Regions from separate parts of the Homo sapiens genome. Here region 1 is linked to region 2. Evidence: chromatin loops called from intact Hi-C (ENCODE). Cell type or tissue: B cell. All regions are shown on one strand.

Region 1 (2,500 bases), 110 kb before region 2:
GATGGCCATGGGTCGGGTGCTGTCGATATTTCTGTATTAGGTGGGATCTGGGATCCTGGGCAGCACTGCTTCAACCTGGCTGGGCATCTCTGAGAAGATCACCTGGAGGGCTTTTTTTTTTTTTTTAGACGGAGTCTCGCTCCTCTCTGTCACCCAGGCTGGAGTGCAGTGGCGCGATCTCGGCTCACTGCGAGCTCCGCCTCCCGGGTTCACGCCATTCTCCTGCCTCAGCCTCCCGAGTAGCTGGGACTACAGGCGCCCGCCACCACGGCCGGCTAATTTTGTTCTTGTATTTTTAGTAGAGACGGGGTTTCACCGTGTTAGCCAGGCTGGTCGCGATCTCCTGATCTCGTGATCCGCCCGCCTCGGCCTCCCAAAGTGCTGGGATTACAGGCGTGAGCCACCGCGCCCGGCCCCTGGAGGGCTATTTAAGAATATTGATTTCTGGGTGCCCCTCCCTGATCTGGTGGATCAACATCTTTGGCAGAGAGGATCAAGAAACTGATATATTTCTAAGTCCCTCAGTGATTCTAGTGGGCAGACAAGTTGAATGACACCTGAACAAGGTGACCCCAAGGTCCCTTCATTGGTTCTTCATGAGGGAGGAGGAGGTATGATGAGGCCTTGGCAGCACAGCCATTCAGGAGAAAAGCCTCCCCCCTTCACCTGACATTCTTCCATCTAAAGAATCCCCACAGCCTATAAAGGAACTGAACACAAACTACCTCCTTAATGGGTATTTATGTTATTGTTTTCTTTCCTTTCAAAGAATCTACTGGGACTACTCCAAACATTGACATCAGATCTGCTTTCAAGAGAAGGTAACTCCAAAAGAAAAATCTAGATAGCTTTTGTATAACACAGAAGTGGAGGATTTTCAAACACATTTCCTTTCCCCTGTATTCCGTATTCCAAATACGAACAACACTTTTCACCGCAAAAACACCATATATTTAAACATTGGTGTTCTAGAAAAACCATGGGTTTAAGGCCCAGTCAAGCATATACTGACCATTTTTTAGAATGTTCTTGTTATAAAGAAGTTCCTGTTTTGGAGGTTTCACAGTTGCCTTAGAAAGACACTTTCAATTTATTCATATGTAGCTTCCTCCTTAAAGCATTACTTTCCACCAAATGGCCAAAAGAAATACGCAAAGAGACTCATTTCATTGGTTAAGTCACGGCAGAAAACTTTTATTTATATTGCCTTTCATCTAGAAATCACTCAGGGAGCTACTGAACCATGTGCCCAAGAAAACCACAACCAAGTAGCTACTTACTGAAGTTAGTGCCATATAATATTGGATTATCCTAAATGAAACTGGCATTAAGAATACTACAGAAAGGCAAAATTTAGATACCTATTTCATATATTTTTGCAATTACCAAGGCTGAAAAATGGAGGGGGGGCGGTCAAGGAAGAAATGTAAAAGATTTTTGGTCTCTGAGAAATATAACCAGCCCCTTCCTGTCATTATGTTATTCTCTGTACTTAATTATTCCATAATATAAATTCTTTAATGAGACCAAATGTTTTGTTCTTCCGAAGACTGAATCCACATACAGAATCCACATACAGTTTTGCTGAATAAGGAAAGTCACTCCAAACTATTATAAAACAATAATTTAGCCTGTTAATGAGGCATATTTTCCTCTGATATTATAAATAAATCAAAACTTTAATTACTTTGAAAAGTTATTTAATATTACTGGTATTAGGTATTTTTTAATTTTAAAAAATGTCATAACTTTCAAATTTTATTACTTTCCTTCCACTTTCCCTTCATCCCATGCTCAGCAAATGCACAGGTCTAAAACTATGCTCATACTGTATACAAGTATATCTTAGGAGAGGGAAACATGATCTACTAAGTTTTGAGCTTTAAAAGAACAGAAATGTATTTACTTCAAAAGGCCTGCAAACACCTGAAGAAATTTTGAAAACACATTACTGAGTTTAATTCTTATGACTTACATGTTATACACACTGTTTTTAAACCCACAGACTCTTTTCTTAGAAACCATAACTAACATTTGTAAAGAGCAGGAAACAAAACTTCCTTAAAAAATTAAACATGTAAGTAACTATGTAGTGCCATTTAAATGTTAGCTCTGTAGCTTCTGGTTAGAGTTTATATGAAATCACAGTGGTGGCTGCATGCCTAATTTAAGATGCATTTCTCTACAAGAAAGCACTTTTTTAAACTGCTAGTAAAAGTTTCATTAACAATTCAAGACAAATTTTTTTAAAACATATTTAAGAAGGTATAAATATTAATAAGAAAATTAGAATAATTATCACCCTTTAAGACAGAAAGGAATGCATCTTTTAAAAATTTCTGTGTTAGCTCCTTTTTTATTTTTGCCATGTTAGTATCACATTATCTGATTCATCTGTTCATGGACACAAAGAGGTTACCATTGAATATAAGGCTTTGTACTTATATATCTGACATTGGTACACTTCGTCCTCCAAGCCAATCTCTGTCTTACATGAATA
Region 2 (2,500 bases):
AGATTATCATCCAGTTTCTTTTGGTCCTGCTGATGTGGTGAATTGATTTTCAAGTGTTGGGCCAAATTTGCATTCCTGGAGTAGGCCCCACTTGACTGTGAAGTGTTGTTCTTCTGGGAATAACTGAATTTGGCCTGTTAGTATTTTGTTTGGGATTCTTTTGCAGTAGACTGCCCATGGTTTTTGTCTTGTGGTATCTGAGCCAAGTTTTACTGTTGGGGTTGTGTTTCAAGGGATGAGTTGGATGATACTGTATTTTGCTTTTTTCTGCTCTCTGGAAGAATTTGTGTGGGACTGGTGCTGTTTCTTCCTTAGATGTTTTGACGTAAGTAGTGATTACCCTTTAGTTTAAATGCTTAATCTGTTATTATTTGTATACTTCTTGGTATATGTAGAAATAATTTTCAAAATGAACACTTTTGCCAGGCACAGTGGCTCACACCTGTAATCCCAGCACCGTGGAAGGTCGAAGCAGGAGTATTGCTTGAGCCCAGGAGTTCAAGACAGCCTGGATAACAGTAAGACCCTGTCTCTACAAAAATATAAACAAAATTAGTCAGGTGTGGTGGAGCACATCTGTGGTCACAGCTGCTCAGGAAGCTGAGGTGAGAGGACTGCTTGAGCCTGTGAGGTTGACGCTGCAGTCAGCTGAGATCACGCCACTGCTCTCCAGCCTGGGGCAACAGAGTGAGATCGTCTCAAAAGAAACAAACAAACAAAAAACACTTTTGAAGACATAAGGTAGGTTAAAAAAATCCTTTGTAATTAGAAAATGTGTCACTTTTTTAGCTAAGAGCAATATAATCATCTCACCCTAATGACTAGACTAGGAGCCTCACCTCTGGCCTGGACAACAGTCTTTAACACGAATTTTCATCATTACCATCATCACCACTGACATTTAGCAGGCAGGACTATTTGCCAGGCACTGGGCTGCGTGTGTTGCACATGTCATTTCCTCTAATTATCACCATAAGCCTCTGTGGTAGCTACCAGTATTGCCTCCCACATTTTGGCAGAGAAAGCTAAATCACGGCAAGCAGTGTCCAGGATCCAGGACTTGAACTCCCGTAGTCTGACTGCAGAGTGTGCTCTTCACCCACATGTGCCACAGTCCTGGGGAGGCAGCATGGGCTGGTGGGGACAGGAAAGAGGGACAACCCGGGTTCCCACCCTACCTCTTCCTCTAACTGGTTGTAAGACCTTGAGCAAGTCATGTCATCCCCGTGGCCTTGGTGTCCTTGCCGATAAAAAGCAAGGGTTCGTCCAGACAGTTGTTTTGAAACTCTGCCCGAAGGGCCTGGGAGCTGGAGGGAACACCTTGAGAATCAGGCAGGAGAAGCAGCCTTCCTTCTTTTGTATCACAGAATTTTTATCTGTCCAAAATTCATGTTGAAACTTAACTGGCAATTTAAAAGTATTATGAGGTGGGGCTTTCAGAGGGTGATAAGTCATGGGAACAGAGCCCTCATCAATTCAATTAGATGTCTTTATTAAAGGGCTTGACAGAGGCAGTTTGTGCCTTCTTGCCCTTCTGCTCTGTGAGGACACGGCATTCAAGAAGCCATCTTAAAAGCAGAAAGCAGCCCTCACCAGACAACTAAACCTGCTAGCCCCTTGATCTTGGACTCTCGGCCTCCAGAACTGTAAGAAAATGAATTTCTGTTCTTTGTAAATTACCCAGTCTGAGGTATTTTGTTACAGCAGCACAAAAAAACTAAAACACAGAGTGACCTTTTCTATAGGATTTGAACAAATGGTTCTGACCATCTGACTGCTCATCAACTTCTGAGGTTCCTCTGTTCTAATGATTCTACTGAATCACAGAATCATTAGAATGAGTCTATGAATAGCCTATGATTGTATTATCCATCCCATTATCAAGCTCCTAATTAGGTATGGACTATATTCATCTAACCACAGAAATCGTCATTACAGACAAATGTTCATTTCTCTAACTTTTCTAGAATAAATCTCAGCTTTTATAATGATACCCAGATATCCTAAATTTTACCATATGATAAATTCCATTTAGAAACTATTTTCCCCCCATAAAGCAACATTCTTCTGTATAATACTAATCTTTCCTTACTTTCCACTTAATTTTAGTAATGTTCAGCACAGAACCTGATACACAGTAAAGGCACTCAAGTGACTGCTGAATCTGAGTAACAGTAAACTCAATCCTCAAAGATTTAAAAATCAAAGTGTCAGACAAAAATTTAACTTTTTATGAGATTTCAGTTTTTGAAATACACAACTCTTACAGCACAAACACAGTATTTACATTTCAAGTTCTTTGTACAAAAGATGTATGCCATTTTGGAAGAATATTGTTGAGATCATGATCTAAAATACCTGTCAGAGTTACTCATGGAATCTGCTCTTCACAAATCCATTGTATTATGACATAAAATATGGCTAGACGCCAAGGTTTAACCATACATAAAAATACTAATTCTCGGCTGGGTGCACTGGCTTATGCCTGTAATCTCAGCAC

Evidence for each region. Peaks named below come from ENCODE experiments on the same cell type or tissue, not always from the same donor. Only the 100,000 strongest peaks of a DNase experiment are listed, where the experiment ranks them.
Region 1: a loop joins it to region 2, with 11 times the contacts of the local background. A loop is called at or near these places in 3 of 110 quality-filtered maps.

What each region holds. Positions count from the first base shown.
Region 1 is chr12:101,633,785-101,636,284 of GRCh38, forward strand. MYBPC1 (myosin binding protein C1) reads left to right here. Exons shown (of 32, transcript NM_002465.4): 9 at 770-821. Among named protein-coding and RNA genes, the nearest start is that of MYBPC1, 40 kb to the left of the region's middle. RefSeq lists a silencer at 1,188-1,277. In B cell, no CTCF peak of the experiment used is centred here; a DNase peak (open chromatin) is centred at 1,027; H3K4me3 peaks cover 1,041 bases; H3K27ac peaks cover 1,650 bases.
Region 2 is chr12:101,743,289-101,745,788 of GRCh38, forward strand. GNPTAB (N-acetylglucosamine-1-phosphate transferase subunits alpha and beta) reads right to left here. Exons shown (of 21, transcript NM_024312.5): 21 at 2,211-2,500. It overlaps LOC124902997 (a long non-coding RNA gene), which reads left to right and starts at 702. Exons shown (of 2, transcript XR_007063424.1): 1 at 702-741; 2 at 1,500-1,679. RefSeq lists enhancers at 470-559, 680-789. In B cell, a CTCF peak has its summit at 1,069; DNase peaks (open chromatin) are centred at 643 and 923; H3K4me3 peaks cover 950 bases; H3K27ac peaks cover 2,500 bases.